Regions from separate parts of the Homo sapiens genome. Here region 2 is linked to region 1. A link is a loop called in an ENCODE intact Hi-C map of the cell type or tissue named here. Cell type or tissue: B cell. All regions are shown on one strand.

The links. A loop is a pair of places that touch in the nucleus more often than their neighbours do. Peaks named below come from ENCODE experiments on the same cell type or tissue, not always from the same donor. Only the 100,000 strongest peaks of a DNase experiment are listed, where the experiment ranks them.
Region 2: a loop joins it to region 1, with 4 times the contacts of the local background. A loop is called at or near these places in 4 of 110 quality-filtered maps.

The regions. Positions count from the first base shown.
Region 1 is chr19:38,724,990-38,732,989 of GRCh38, reverse strand. ACTN4 (actinin alpha 4) reads right to left here. Exons shown (of 21, transcript NM_004924.6): 17 at 7,087-7,266; 18 at 5,887-6,033; 19 at 4,964-5,044; 20 at 3,836-3,994; 21 at 1,401-3,716. The coding sequence ends at 3,558. CAPN12 (calpain 12) reads left to right here. Exons shown (of 21, transcript NM_144691.4): 19 at 1,767-1,883; 20 at 1,967-2,025; 21 at 2,112-2,798. The coding sequence ends at 2,138. LOC107985291 (a long non-coding RNA gene) reads left to right here and starts at 4,634. Exons shown (of 2, transcript XR_001753937.2): 1 at 4,634-4,802. RefSeq lists an enhancer at 5,478-6,361. In B cell, CTCF peaks have their summits at 2,927 and 3,132 (motif pointing left); a DNase peak (open chromatin) is centred at 3,109; H3K27ac peaks cover 1,523 bases.
Region 2 is chr19:38,788,081-38,796,080 of GRCh38, reverse strand. It overlaps LGALS7B (galectin 7B), which reads right to left and starts at 6,881. Exons shown (of 4, transcript NM_001042507.4): 1 at 6,849-6,881; 2 at 6,377-6,465; 3 at 5,191-5,392; 4 at 4,327-4,501. The coding sequence starts at 6,854. The coding sequence ends at 4,388. RefSeq lists an enhancer at 2,951-3,650. In B cell, a CTCF peak has its summit at 3,285; a DNase peak (open chromatin) is centred at 3,300; H3K4me3 peaks cover 852 bases.

The sequences.
Region 1 (8,000 bases):
TGCTACTAGGCTGAGTTCCTCCTGATGAGCTGGAACAAGCCCAGCACAACATCCTAACCAAGAAAGAGAGCCAGAGAGAAAGGCTTTCCATGGGCTCCAAGGCAGATGAGACAGTACAGCACTGTGACCCTCATGTGGAGGGGATTTGGAGAGTGGGCTGGGGTCAGAACTTGGAGTTCCCAGATCCCCAACCCCACTCTGGGGCCTGTCTGCCACCACACAGCAGATGGAGCCACAGGGAGATGGGGGCTGGGGTGACTGTGATGGAGTCGGAGAGCCAGAGGGAGAGGGTTTGGGTGTGGCTGTGAGTGTGAGACCCAGAGAAGGTGGTCAAGTGTCCAAAAGAGCCAGCCGGGCGTGGTGGCTCACGCCTGTAATGCCAGCACTTTGGGAGGCTAAGGCAGGCAGATTGCCAGATTGCTTGAGCCTAGGAGTTCAAGACCAGCCTGGGCAACATGGCGGAACCCCCGTCTCTACTAAAACTACAAAAATTAGCCAGGCGTGGTGGTGCGTGCCTGTAATCCCAGCTACTTGGGAGGCTGAGACAGGAGAATCTCTTGAACCCGGGAGGTGGAGGTTGCAGTGAGCCAAGATCATGCCATTGTACTCCAGCCTGGGCAACAGAGCGAGACTCCGTCTCAAAAAAGAAAAAAGAAAAAGCCCAAGTCAAAGGGGGAGAAATGGGGTCAGAGACAGCCAAGGATTGGGAGACGTGGGGCAGAGAGGGAGAGGCTGGGCCGGAGATAGACAGGAGTGGAGGTGAGGGAGCAAGGACTCACAGCAGGTGGCAGGTGGCAGGCTTGTGTTCACGCATCTGGCACCAGTGAGTGCCTGTTACATGCCAGGAGTTATTCCAGGAAGAAGGAAACTGATAAAGTGCCCTTGAGAATTTCTCAAACGGGAACTCCTGCAGTGGCAGCTGAGGGGCTCCAGCGCCTTCTCGGGTCCTTCCACCCCATCTGGCTGGGTTTCCCCATAGCCCTGGGCATGGCAGCCTCCACCCCTATGCCCGAGGGCAGATGAATGCCAGAGGGAGTGACCTGGGGCAGGTCACACGGGCAGGAAGAGGCTGCAGGCCACCTGCCCTCCTGTTAAAACAGCACCTGGCACTGGGCACAGCATGAAATGGCACTTACTTGGTAGATATTTGTGAAGAGAATGAACACACAGAATGGGGGTGAAGATGGGCTTTGGAAGCAGCAGAAGCCCATGAAACGGTACTTGGAACTGGGTTTGTCTGGCCGTGTGGGAGACAAAGGTCATCAGGCACAACCTTGCATCTCAGAAGGGGTCAAGAACCCATTGTTTTGGGTTTTTAAAAGCCTCCAATGAGACTCCACAGCAGACATGGTTTCTCAGCTTTAGAAATCGCCTCTGAGGTAGACTGTAAGGAAACTGACTCCATATGGGATTGACTATATTTTTTGCTGCACAGAAATATCCTCCAGTGCCCACTGGCAAGGAGAAAGCCCCACAGGATTTAAGGAGTAACAGTACCCACACATCGAGTCACGTGTCAGACGCTGTCCTGAGCGTTCTGTCTTCACACACCCTATGGGGTCGGGGCTGTCTTAGTCCGTTTGATGGATGAGGAAACAGGCCCAGAGGATTGAAGGGATCAGCCTGTACTCACCCTGCCGGGATGGGGCAGAGTTGGGGTGTGACACCCTGTGGCATTCATGTCCTCCCTGAGGAGGTGGGGTGGGGATGCAATGCCAAGGTGGGTTCCCTGTGGGCCACTGGGCTCAGAAGCAGCCTCCCCCTAGGCTTCCACCTGAACAACCAGCTGACCCAGACCCTCACCAGCCGCTACCGGGATAGCCGTCTGCGTGTGGACTTCGAGCGGTTCGTGTCCTGTGTGGCCCACCTCACCTGCATCTTCTGTGAGTACCACCCCGGCATGGTGGGGCATGGGGGGAAGGGGTACGGGGACTGGTGGGCACTCACCCTGCCCCTCTCTGCACAGGCCACTGCAGCCAGCACCTGGATGGGGGTGAGGGGGTCATCTGCCTGACCCACAGACAGGTGAGCCAGGTGGGAGGGACAGGGTGGCTCAGGCTCTGTCCTGCGAGCTCCCTGCCTCAAGCCACTGTCTTCCTTCTCTTCCTTAGTGGATGGAGGTGGCCACCTTCTCCTAGGATCTCCGGATGGGCGCACCTGCTGCTCAGGGCAGGGTTGCTGAGCAAGACCACCTCCCTAGGCCTTGCCTGGCATGGGTGCCACTCTCTCTGGCATCCACCTGTCTGGGGCTAGTCTCTGGCCCTCACTGCTCACGGCCGGGTGACCACTCTGGCCTGCGTACTCCTCACTCAGAAACAAGAACAGCGACAGCCCTTCTCGAGCAGATGACACGAGCTAGTCCACGTTGACAGCTTAAGACAGTGCTAGCTCTGCCCTGGCTCTCCTAGAAGGTGGAGGACAGACACAGGAGAAATAAAAAAAGATGATGCTGCAGGAATCCTTCTTAAAAATATTACATGTTTTATTATCCTGTCCCCAGAGGGTGGTTTATCCAGAAACCAAGAAAAAAAATCAATCAGAATAAACTCAAAAAAAAAAGGTAGGGGGAGCAAAACCATCAACCACCAGGCAGCCAGGCCATCAGCCCACCTCCACCTCTGGAGGGTCCCCAGAGACCCACGCCCGACGCAGACCCGGAGGAGCATCAGCAAGGGGCCCGGGCAGAGAATCGGCTATGTCTTCATTATGAGAGCAGGAGAGACGGCAGAGATATGTTGCTAGGTGAATATATATTTATATAATAAATCCGTAAGTTAATAAAGTAAATAGTAATTCTCTGAAAGTTTTTAATTCTTTCTTTTTTATAGTTTTTTTGTTTTTGTGATTTTTTTTTTTTTTGGTTTTTGTTGTTTTGTGTTTTTTTTCCTTTTTTTTTTTTGGTTCTTAGAAAATCTGAGACACGTGAGGCCAGACAAAGCAAGGCCGGGGCTGGTGGGATGGGGTGCGGTTCAGGGGGGCCCGGTCTGCCAACTCAGCTCCTCTGCTGCAAAAGCGGGGTGCTTGTTGGGGCCATCTCCTGGCAATGGCAAGTGAGTCTGGAGCAGAGAGGGGAGAGGGGCTGGGTGGGTCCCCAGCCGTCAGGTGGTGGTGGCGCCCTCTGCTGGCCCCTCGCATGGCCCAGGCAGTTCCTGGACAAGGCACATGGGGCTTTGGCCTGGATTGGGGAGGCCTTGAAGGGACCTCAGAGCAAAGGAAGAGACCTGGGTGTGGTGAGGCATCCCAGGGCATGGAAGGGACCGGTTGTGCTGTGGGAATCCACTGGCCCCTCCTTGGTTAAAAAAGCACAACACATCATACATATTTACCAGACCAGAAGCGCTGGCCCCAAGTCTCCCCAACCTGGTCGGGGGAACCTCCTGGCCAACCCACAAAGAGAGAGAGGAGAGAGCCTGCCCCAGCCCCTCCCTGCCCACCCACCCACCCCGGAGGACTGCAGAGAGTGCTTTGCATAGATACAGAGTGGAGGAATGGGACTGTGGGGCTGCCCAGGCCCCTCCTGGAGGCCGTCGGGGGTGTTGGGTCAGGTCTCTGGGGCCTCACAGGTCGCTCTCGCCATACAAGGCCGTGGAGAAGGACTTGTAGTCGAGGGCACCGGGCACGGCGTCAGGGCCCTGGTATGGCGCCATGCGGGCGATGCAGTACTCGGCCTGGTCGGGGGGCAGCTCTCTCCGCAGCTCCTCAGCTGTGATGAAGTTCTGGGGCAGGCAGGATGGGACTCTGAGCCATCCCCACCCACACACTGGCCCCCTCAGCCCCTCCCACTGCAGGGACCCCTCTCGCCAGCCCCCATGCACCTCGTAGGGGTCTCGCTCACCTTGTCCCCTGCTAAGACCTTGAAGGAAGCGATGACCTGGTCAGCCGTGTCCGTGTCGGTGGTCTCCCGCGACATGAAGTCGATGAAGGCTTGGAAGGTCACAAGGCCGCTATGGTTGGGGTCGACCAGGCTCATGATGCGGTTGAACTCGGCCTCACCCTGCAAGGAGAGGGTGGGGTGGGGGACACCCGACATTTAGTGGGGCAGGGGCAGCCAGGCCCACACTGGTGGGGTCTCCAGGGAAACAGCCGAGAGAGTAGGGCCCAACCCACGTGTGCGTGCGCCCTGTTCCCCGCCTGCTCCAGCAGCCTTGGCCCCGGGCAGAGCCTGCCACTGCTCCAGCTGACCCAGGCCTCCAAGCCCCCAGTGCCCCAGGCCGGGAAGCAGGGCCTCTCTGCACCCTCCCCTCTCGTGGTCTCCCACAGCAGGGAACTGGGGTCTACTGCCCTCAGCCCAGGCTCACGAGTAAGCTCTGGAGGATGGGGAAGAAAGAGAGAAAGAGAAAGAAAAAGGGGAGAGAGTGGGAGAGCTGCCCCCTCTTTCTGGAGACTTCTAGGGAAGAAGGGGGGCTCGGGAAGTCATCGGAGGGACCCCACCCCGGCAGATGCAGCAGAGGAAGAGGCAGGCACGGCTGCGCTGCTCGGGCGGAGGAGTGTCCCCGAGGACGAGGAAGCTCTGGAGGCGGTGAGGGGGAGAGGTGGGGGGGAGGAGGAGGAGGAGGAGGAGGAGGAGGAGGAGGAGGAGCGGGTGGCTGGGGAGACAGAGCTGCATACCAGGCTGTATCCTGTGGAGATAAGCAGAGCCCTGAAGTCATCGGAGTCCATGCTGCCTGTCTGCTTCTGCTCCGAGGACGCAGGCATAGCAGAGGAGGCCGGGCCCAGAGTAGGCAAGAGGGGCCGCCCCATGTGCACAGCAGGCAGACAGGACAGTGGCGGGGAGCAGGGAGACAGCGGCCCCAAGAGACCAGGTAAAAGGGAAGGGGTCCAGGGAGATGTGGGCAGGGAGGCAAGAGAGCCATGAGATGGCACACAGGATGGCAGGGGTGGGATGGCGAGGGGAGAAAGAGAGAAGGAGAGAGAGAGAGAGAGCAGTTAATGCCATGGTCCGCTGGGGCCCAGGGTGCAGTACCTGCCGGTCGTTCTCCACGTCGTAGCCCAGGCTGATGAGGCAGGCCTTGAACTCCTCGGGCCCCAGCGCCCCGCCATGATCCTGCCGGGGCCATCCGAAGGCAGGTGTGCGGGAGGGGCGGCGTGGAGACCAGGATGAGGGATCGGGGTCACATGCAGAGGGCAGGGGGAAGGGACACGTAGGGGAGGGAAACACAGAGTTAGAGGCAACATGGACAAGGAGATGGCCAGGGACACGTGGGGTCGGGGGCGGCACGGGCCCCTTTCATCCTTTCCCCAACCTCGGAAGCTCAAAGGAAGGCAGAGGCCTCCCCGACCTCTCTGCCCACAGCAGGGGTGGCAGCTGGATGCTACAGAACTGAGGACAAGTCCCAGGACTGGTGGAGGGTCGGGGGGGGGGTTCTCCTTGCCTTTGGGATTTGGAGTGGGACAGAGGGGACTGTATCCTGTCCTGGGGGCGCCAGGTGCAGAGCTGAGGCTGCACACTTCTCAGTCCGTCAGCCCGGCAGGGGTGGGCTGGGGATGGCAGCAAACTCTGGCGCTCAGGGCCCCTCTGATGAGGCTGCCGGACCAAATCTGAATTCTAAAAGCACTGTGCGGGGTGTCTGTGTCCAGGTTCACAGACCGGGTCGCAAAGCCTGGGTGTGCTGAGACTTCATCTGCCCTGGGGGTGGTGAGGATGCCACCCCAGAAGGCAGGACTTGGGACCTCCGGCCCCCTGCCTGTGCGTGTGAAGTGGCCCAGGCTGGGGTCTTGGTGCCGCACACCTACACCCTGACAGTGGCAGGGCCCTGCTGGCCCTGGGAGTGGCGGCCGACGCTCAGCAACTGTGATGGGAATGGACGAACAGATGCAGAGACGAAGGTGTGGGCTGGTACGGCAACGGCGGGAGGGGAGAGGCCGAGGAGGTGGCAGGCTGCTCACCTTGTCGAAGTGGTTGAAGGACGCCCGGAACTCCTGCATCTGCTCCTGGCTGATGCCCTTGGCGTCGCGGGTGAGGATCTGGTTCTCCACCTCGTTGATGGTGCGGGCAATGGTGGTGAGCAGCTGCTCCCAGCCCACGCGGATGTGCTGCGGAAAGACGGGGGCGTGATCGTGGGCCGGGTGCTGTGAACTGTCCTCACCGTGGTTCACACGTGGAGGACTGTGAACTGTCCTCCCGCCCTGGGGAAAGCCCCTGCTCTCCTGTACACCTCACAGGGGACACGGGCCATGGTGCCTCCCTGCTGCCTCTGCCAATGTCTGTCTCCACAGTAAGTGTGTTTCCCAGCTACAGGGGCAGCAGAAGGGCAAGGACCCATGAATCTTGTGCCGGGATCCCTGTGGAGACTGTTTGGACAAACTCTGGTCAGTGTCTCACCACTGGCTCTCAGGGGAAAAAAACAAAAAAGCCAACTCTGGTTTGAAGCATCTGTGGACCTGTATGGGTTGGATCAAGAGTGTCCAGTCTTTTGGTTTCTCAAGCTACCAATATGACGGCGACCAGCTTGTAATGTCCCCGGAGTGTTAGCCAGTGGGAGCTGCTGCCCTGACCCGGCACCCGCTGGCTGGCTCTGGCCCTGAGCAAGGCTGATACTGCTAAGGCCACAGGGCAAACGGTGCCCTCTGTGGGCCCCTAGAACAGCTTGTCCTGTGAGGGGCATTGTCATGGTGATGAGAGCAGTGCTAGGGAAAGTGTAATTTTTAAAAATGTCTAAACATTTTGATCTAGTCTTTTCAATCTTTTTTTTTTTTTTTTTTGAGACAGAGTCTGGCTCTGTCACCCAGACCGAAGTGTGGTGGCATGACCTCGGCTCACCTCAACCTCTGCCTCCCTGGCTCAAGCAATCTGCCCACCTCAACCTCCTGGGGAGCTGGGACTATAGGCATGCACCACCATGCCTGGCTAATATTTTCATTTTTTGTAGAGACAGGGTCTTGCTATGTTGCCCAGGCTGGTCTTGAACTCCTGGGCTCAAGCCATCCTCCCACTTGGCCTCCCAAAGTGCTGGTCTCTTCAATAATTTTTAAACAGAGTGAAAAACAACAGACAGCAGACAGCTATCTTCTCACTGGCCCGAACCATTTCCAGTGAGGAAGCCGGCCATGCTGGTGGAAAGGCCAGCGGGCGGGGCAGCCGCGCACCTCCATGGTATAGTTGGTGTGCTTGTTGTCGAAGATGAGGGCCTCCTGGATGAGCTGGTGCTGCTGCTCCAGCAGGTCCAGGTTGGGCTTGTAGTCCACGATGCTGCGTTCATACTGCTTCAGGTGGCTCAGCTGGTCCTCCAGGGTCCCGTTCATCTCAATGGAGATGCGCCCGATCTCCTACGGGGGTGGGTGCAGGCGGTGGGGTGAGGCTGGTGGGCCTGCCCCCACTGACCACCTGGAGGAGCCCACTCGCGCTGCTGGCCTGCATCTTCCCCGGGGCCCCTTTGGCCTGGGGCCTTGGCCCATGGGTCCCTGGGAGGGAAGGCCCACTGCTCACAACTGTCCCCTCCGGTCCTGCCCTCTCATGTTAAAGCAGCTATGACAATGACAGGGAGGTTTTCTCTGCCAAGCGCTCCCTGTGCCCAACTTCATTTTACCCTTGACCTCTCTGTGAGGCCAGGGCTGTGGCAGGCCCTGACTGCAGAGGTAGAAACCGAGGCTCACGGAGGACAGCTCAGTGCTGTTAGAGGCAGAGTTGGGATCTGAACCCTGGCCTGGCTGCAGCTCCTGACCTCGGGCACTCCATGTCTCGGCACCCACAAGTCCACATGCTGCGTGGCTGGCATGAACCTCAGGGCTGACCTGCCTGGCACCCGGACCCCCTCTCAGGCTTGCTGGGTTTAAACGAGGTTGCCTGCTGCCAGCCTGGTTGCCTGGTATGTAGTGAGTGCTCAGTGAGTGGTGGTCAGAACTGCTGTAAGAATGACAGCACTCATGTGGCTGGTTAGTTGGTGCAAAAAGCATTTGTTGAAGTAATAAGGTAACTGTTTTCATCCCCATTTTAGAGCTGGGAGGACAGGATCAGAGGTTCAATAGTGCCTGAGTCTCACAATCATCAGACCAGGGCATTC
Region 2 (8,000 bases), 63 kb before region 1:
CTATTAGGATGGCTATAATAAAAAAGACAGATAGGTCAGGTGTGGTGGCTCATGCCTGTAATCCCAGCACTTTGGGAGGCCGGGGTGGGAGGATCACTTGAGGCTAAGAGTTCAGGACCAGCCTGGGCAACATAGCAAGAACCTGTCTCTACAAAAAATTTTTAAAAATTAGCCAAGCATGGGGACGCACACCTATAGTTCCAACTAATTGGGAGGCCTGAGGTAGGAGAATTGCTTGAGCCCAGGAGGTGGAGGCTGCAGTGAGCCATGATTTCACCACTGCACTCCAGCCTACACAACAGAACAAGACCCTGTCTCAAAAAAAAAAAAAAGACAATAACAAGTGTTGGAGAGAACATGGAGAAATAGGAACACATATGTTGCTGATGGTAATGTAAAATGTTACAGTTACTTTGGAAAATGGTTTGGCAGTTCTTTGAAACGGAACTTAAAAGAGTCATGTGACCCAGGAATTCTTTTTTTTTTTTTCTTTTTTGAGACGGAGTTTCGCTCTTGATGCCCAGACTGGAGTGCAGTGGTGCGATCTCGGCTCGCTGAAACCTCCACCTCCTGGGTTCAAGCGATTCTCCTGCCTCAGTCTCCCAAGTAGCTGGGATTACAGGCATGCACCACCACGCCCGGTTAATTTTGTATTTTTAGTAGAGATGGGGCTTTTCCATGTTGATCAGGCTGGTCTCGAACTCCTGACCTCAGGTGATCCATCTGCCTTGGCCTCCCAAAGTGGTGGAATTACAGGCATGAGCCACAGCACCTGGCCTGACCCAGAAATTCTCCTAGGTACTTACCCAAGAGACATGAAAACATGTTCACACAATAGGTTCATAGCAGCATTATTCATAATAGCCAAGATGTAGGAACAACCCAGATATCCATTATTCACCATGATGAATGGGTAAACGCGTATATTCGATCCACACATTGGAACAGCATTCAGCCATGAAAAGGAATGAAGTGCTGATGCATGCTATGACATGGACAAACCCTGAAAACATGATGCTCCGTGGAAGAAGCCAGATATACAGGGCCACATATTGTATGATTCCACGTGTGGAAAACAAGCAGATTCATAAATCCATACAGCTGGAAAGTAGGTTAGTGATTGCCAGGTGCTGGGGGAGGGGCAAGTTGGGGAGTGACTGCTTATGGGTATGGGGTTTCTTTTAGTTGTTCTTTTTTGTTTTGTTTTGTTTCTGAAACAGGGTTTCACTCTGTTGCTCAAGCTGGAGTGCAGTGGAGCGATCACGGCTCTCTGCAGCCTCGACCTCTCCAGCTCAAGCCATCCTCCTAGCTCAGCCTCCCGAGTAACTGGGACCACAGGTGTGTACCACCATGCCCAGCTAAAATTATTTTTTGTAGAGATGAGGTCTCCCTATATTTCCCAGGTTGTTTTTTTTTTTTTTTTTTTTTTTTTTTGACACAGAGCTTTGCTCTGTCACCCAGGCTGGAGTGCAATGGTGCTATCTGCTCACTGCAGCCTCCGCCTACCGGGTTCAAGCAATTCTCCTGCCTCAGCCTCCCACGTAGCTGGGATTACAGGTGCGTGCCACCACGCCTGGCTAATTTTTTGTATTTTGAGTAGAGATGTGGTTTTGCCATGTTGGCCAGGCTAGTCTCGAGCTCCTGAGCTCAAGTGATCCGCCCATCTCAGCCTCCCAAAGTGCTGAGATTACAAGTGTGAGCCACAGCGCCCGGCCTCAGGCTGGTCTTGAACTCCTGGGCTCAATCAATCCTTCCGCTTCAGGCTCCCAAAGTGCTGGGATTACATCTGTGAGCCAAGGTCTTTTGAGATGATAAAAATGTTCTAAAATTAGATTGTGTTGATGGATGCACAACCTTGTGAATATACTGAAAAACATTGACTTGTATACTTTGAATGGGTGACTTGTATAGCATATGAGTTATATGTCAATAGAGCTGTTACAGAAAGATCCAGGAGGATGGGGAGGAGAGAAGGGAAGCTGAATCATAAATTCTAAATTTCTTTGAAGACAAACTTAATAAAGAAGGATTTAGGTTGGGCACCATGGCTCACACCTGTAATCCCAGCACTCTGGGAAGCCTCGGTGGGAGGATCGCTTGAGCTCAGGAGTTTGAGTCCAGGAGTTCAAGACCAGCCTGGGCAACATAGCAAGACCCTGGCTCTACAAACACCCGCCCCCCCCAAAAAAATTAGCCTGGCACCATGGCACGTGCCTGTAGTCTCAGCTACTTGGGGGGCTGAGGTGGGAGGATGGCTTCAGCCTGGGAGGTTGAGGCTGCAGTAAGCCCTTATCCACAACTCCACTCAGCCTGGGCAACAGAGCAAGACCCTGCCTCAACAAAAAAAATTTTTTATTTAAAAATTTTTGATGAACTGTTACCGATGGAGGGTGTCCAGGTGCTTGGTCTCTTGAATGAAGAATTGGGCAAAACGCACAAAGCAAGGAAATAATGAAGCAACAAAGGCAGAGATTTATTGAAAATAAAAATACACCCCACAGTGTGGGTGCGGCGGAGCATAGGGGCTCAAGGGCTGGGTTACATAATTTTTTGGCATTTAAATACCTTCTAGAGGTTTCCATTGGTTACTTGCTGTACGCCCTATGTAAATGGAGAGGATGTTTCCTGTCATAGCTGAAGTGTGAATCAGCCTTATGTTCCCTGCCTCCAGACCCTATTTTCCTGCCTCAGAACCATTTGAGAATAAGTCGCAAACATGCTGCACCACCAAATACCTAACTCTATTTTCCACAAACAGGGACAAGTTCCCACATGTACACTGTCAGTCAACGGTGAAATTCAGGACATTAACACGGCTGGATCGCTACTGTCTAATCCGAAGACCCAACCACATTCACCACTTGTGCCAATAATGTGTGTTCATTTCACTGTATGTTTTGAAATGTATACCAGATGCATATATTATCTTTATGAAAAAACTGATATTTTAAAAACACTCGACACAGCCAAATGAAATAAGAGCGAACTCATTCAAGCAGGAGCCCCGGAGGACTGGGAGAAACCGGCCTCTCACAGGCCTCCTCACCAGAGCTGGGCTCGCTCCTGGCCACCGCCCACCCACTCCAGGGCCGGACACGGGAAGGGACCGCCCAGACCGAAGGTCGCAGGGGCCTAAAACCCCGGGTCCTGAATGCGCCTGGGACCTGCAGCGAACCTGGCGTCCCCACCTGACTCCAGAATCAGATTCAGGCCAGGCCAGGAACCACCCCAGCTTCCTGCATCCGCCTTGGTCCAGGCAGCAATGCGGAAGGCGGACGCCAGGGGGTCGGAGGCTCAAGGGCGGGGATCGAGACCCAAGGCCTGGCGCGCCCACCAAGATGTGGCTCTGCACTAAGGTTCCGGAACAGCCGGCCCTGAACACCCACGTGCAGCTTCCGATCGCAGCCCTGGCCTGGCTCCTCGGTCCCCGGTTGAGAGACCCGCGACCGCTGCAGGGTGCCTCGCCGAGGGTGGGGGCTCGAGGCGCACAGTGCTCCCAGCCTCTCCCACCCCAACCCCGCCATTAAGGGAAGCCCCAGCGACGCCCTGAACCCTGAAAGTCACACTGGGGCCGGGGCTGCACTTGGCGTCCGCTTCCCCTCCCGTCACAGTGACCAGGGCTAGGACCGGGGTCCGGGCCGTCGGGGAGAGCGGAGGGCGCGTGGGAATGGGGCTCGCTGCGCCAGGGAAAACCCACGCCGTCCTTCGAGTCCTCCCAGCTGTTCCGCAGAGCCGGGGCCGCTGCCATCGCGTCTGCCCCGAGGGTGCGCAGGCGGGTACCTGTCCCGACTCGGGGAACAGCGGGAGCCCGGAGACGCCCGTCGGGCTTCCCAGCCCCACCTGGGACGTCTCTAGGGGCGGGAGGCCAGGAGAGAAGAGGGTGGGAGAGATGAGCTGCAGGGGGATACGGGACCCAGGGACCCGGGATCTTATAACACGCTTTCCACCCGTAGGATTGGGGCCCACAAATGACCAGAAAGGTGGGACTCATTCGCCCCCTTTGCAGATGGACCCATGTTGGCGCCCCTTAGATCTGCAGTGGGGGCACCAGGACCTGCGGTGAGCGCCTCTGCGCCCCAAACGCCAGCAGGTCCGCCCGACCGCATTCCCAGCTGGCTTGCTTTGCACAAATGCTGCGTCAGGGCACGCCCCACACCCACTCCTTCCCAGATCGCGACCCTCACGCCTTCGCAGACAGAAAGTGTCCTAAGCACAGGCAGGCTCAGAGCCCGCCTCCGCCTCGGATTCGCTGTGTGGCCCGGAGCCAGTATCTTGGCCTCTCTGGGTCTCAGTTTGCTCATCTCAGTGAATGGGACACAGACACAGTCGCGCTGCGGGCTAACGCTTTATTTGCCAGCCAAGGCCCCGGGCCCGCCTGGGCTTCTGCTCAGAAGATCCTCACGGAGTCCAGCTGCACGTCCCCGCCCACCTCCACCAGGCGCACGCGCGCCAGCGGCAGGCGGTGGCGGAAGTGGTGGTACTGGGCGTCCCCAACCACGGCCTGCAGGGGAGGGTCGGTGGTGAGGATTCCGGAGGCCCGTGCTGGGTGGCCCTGGGGAAATCACTCATCCCCTCTGGGCCTCAGTTTCCTCACTGGGAAAATGGGGCTATTGTTCATTCTAACTCTTGCGTGAGGATCAAACGAGTTGACTGTGTGGCACAGTAAAAAGCGGCTTTTTTAGTGCTGGTAATGGATATTCTCATTTCAGCGACCATTACCCGCTATTAAAGCGCAGAGGAGGGAGGTGAATTCGCGTAAGCTGTGGGTGGTGGAGGATCTGCCGCCACTCCCACCCGCCAATCCTTGCTAGGACGAGTTCCTGGGCGCTGTTTCCAACCCATCCCTCCCCATGCCTCAAACCCCGGACCTCAGGAAGGAATGAACTGGGAGTAGGGTCTGGGATGGCGAGTCTGGGCCACGCCTTCCCGCTAGGACGCCCACCCCTTGGACACTTGGCTGGTGCTCGCCTCGTCCTGACCCTGCTGTCTCTCTGTCCCTCGGACCCAAGTGGGAGTTGTTTAGGCGAGAGAGAGGGTCGAAGGACACCCTTCTCCGCCTTGGCCACGACTTCCCTACCCCCCTCACCCCGCCCCGAACCTCCCTGCCTTCCACCAATAGCCTGGCTTTGCCCAACCCTCTGCTCCAGGGACCTAAGTCTTGGCGTCCACGCCCCTGTCGCAGAGACGCACCTTGAAGCCGTCGTCTGACGCGATGATGAGCACCTCGAAGGGCTGCCCGCGCTGGAAAGGAACGCCCGGCCCGCGCTCCTCGCGGCCCCAGGAGCCTTGCTCCTTGCTGTTGAAGACCACCTCCGACGTGTCCAGCCGGGGGTTGAAATGCAGGGCGGCATCGGAGCCCTGCTCCTCCCCGCACAGCAGGTTTACATGGAACCTGGAAGAGGGGGATGGTGGCCGTCAGGGCTCAGAAACCACCCAGACCAAGAAATGTTGAGGGTGAGGAATACCGATGTCTACAATTTACTTTGAATGAATAAGTAAATGAAATGTTGGCTGGGTGCAGTGGCTCACCCTGTAATCCCAGCACTCTGGGAGGTGGAGAAGGGAGGATCGCTTGGGCCCGGAAGTTAAAGACCAGCCTGGGCAACATAGCGAGACCCCACCTTACAAAAAAACGAAAGAACAAACAAAACATAAACCGCCCAGACCAAAGTGAAGGTCTTATGGGCTGGCACTCCCCATTCCCAGAGTACCCCCAAATTAACAGGGACCTGAAGACAGGCACACACCGCAGAAGGAGAGGTGGGCGACTAATGACCAGGGAGCTTAGATTCCCAAGGCAGCCAAAATATCATGAGGCCCTTGGCAGAAACCTACCCAGACCAAACTCACTACGCTTAGGGCAGGGTGCCCTCATTTCCAAAGAGCCTGGGAGCTGCCCAGGAGGTCTGGGTGATAGCCAGGGTGCTCCTGATGCTCAGGGAACCCTCAGCTTCTACAGGACAAAGAATAATACCAGGAACCCCAGTATTTCCAGGGTACCTCAGAATCCAGAAGGCCCGAAGTTCCTTAGCCAGGAAGTCAAAGGATGGCTTGGCAAGGACTCCCAGGGTCCAGGGTGTCTCCAGGACTTGGAGTATTTCCAGAGTTCCCTGGGACTCAGACATGGAAGTCATAGGACTATATCTAGGAACCCTGAGATTACCCAGGGACCTCAAATGCTTAGGGAAACTTAGGGACCCCAGCCACAAAGGCACGGGGGCAAATACGAATACATCAGATTTGAGGTCAGAAATGGCCTCGGACTCCTAGCCTGGTGGATACAGGTGGCCTCGGGCCCCTACTTCTGGACTGCAAAAATTGGGAGTCAGCTGATCCTGAGACCTGTACCCTTTACCCCTAGGGCCTGGGGCCTCACCTGCTGGCATTGGGAGGAACCAAGCCGCGAATTCTCAGCACCGTGCCAGGGCGGATGCCCTCGGGCAGTGAGGACTTGTGGGGGACGTTCTGCAAGAGTGGGGTGCAGGGGCCACTGTGAGCCGGTGAGACCGAAGGAGGGAGGCAGAAGGTGGGTCACCCCTCAGAGGAGCCGACCAGGGCTGAGACTGGCAGAAATCAGTGGAAGAGGAAAGGGTGGCGGAGAGGCAGGAAAGAGACCAGAAACAGACAGGGAAACAGATGGGGAGAGCAACAAAGACAAACAGAAAGATCCTCAAAGAGGGCCCCAGAGGAAGCCACAAAGAGGTAGAGGGGACAGTCGGGATGGGGGTTACCCGGAGGCCACAGCCCAGGCCAGTCCGTGGCACACTCACTGCCCACTTGCTCCTTTGAAAGAGGAGCCCCCAGCCCCCTCCCTGCTTGGCCCCGCCCCGGGCCCCTGGAGCACTCACGGACATGGCTGGGACCGGGTTGGGCAGCCGTGGTGGTGGGGCCTGCTGGGGACCTTAAATAAAAGCAGGGCGGGGCTGGCCCTGATGACTCACCCCACCCCTTCCCACCCACCACCCACACCTGGCACGGACCCTGGCCCTGGGGCAAGCCTGGCGAAGTGGGAGTGGCGCCTCTTCTTGGGGGCCCTGATCCCCCCATCACCCAGAGCCCGGGTGCACTGCCCCTCTCCTAGGAGCTGATAATAAGAGCCACCGCCCCTCCACCCCTGTCTTCCCACTGCCTGGCACACAGGAGAGTCTCTCATGCTCATTTTATCCACAGACATGTTGGGTCCTGAGAAGCCAAGCCCAGCGGGAACTCTAGACCCTTCTCTCCAGCTGAGAACCTCCTGCCTAGACTGGAAATGTCTGCGCTGAAATCCCTGCTTCTAAGTCTCCAGTGGAACAGCAGCCACAACAACGACGATAGTGCCAGACAGGGGGACTTCACAGGGTCGGAGGGCGGCCTGGTTGGCTCAGTGCTGCACCCCTGGGTCCTGGAGTGTGCCGGGTTCATGGGAAGTCCTCAGTCAGGAGGGGTGAAAGGAGGGGATCCACTAGGACTACGCTTGTCATTTCCCAGGCCCTTGGGCTGCCCAGGATATGCAGGAAATCACTGATTGGGACCCCACCATTCCAACAGAGAGAAGCATGGGTCACCCCCATTGTACAGAGAAGGAGGCTGAGGCTGGGATGGGAAGTGATTTTCCACAAGCCGGGCAGGACCCATTGCCCCAACCTCTGCCTTTCCTCACCTCTGGGCGTGCCTCTCCTGTGGGTTCTGTCTCTGGGGCTGGCTGTCTGGCTCTGTTTGTCTCTGTCTATAACTGTCTACCGCGTATTCCTGTCCCACTTCTCTCCTTCAAGTCTCTCTTGTTCCTCCTTCCAGGACTGTTACCATCTTCCCACCAATTTTGCAGGTCAGGATGAGGTGGGTTTTAGGGTGGTGGGTGGCCTAGCATTCCATCACCACCTAGATCAAAAGCAGAGCAAGGTGGGGACCCTCCCGCCAGCCCCAATATAGCCCGCTTGGGCCCAAGACTCTAGAAGAGAATCCAGGGTTGGGGAAGTAGACTGGGGGAGGCGGGGGGGGGGGGGGGGGCGGGCAGGACT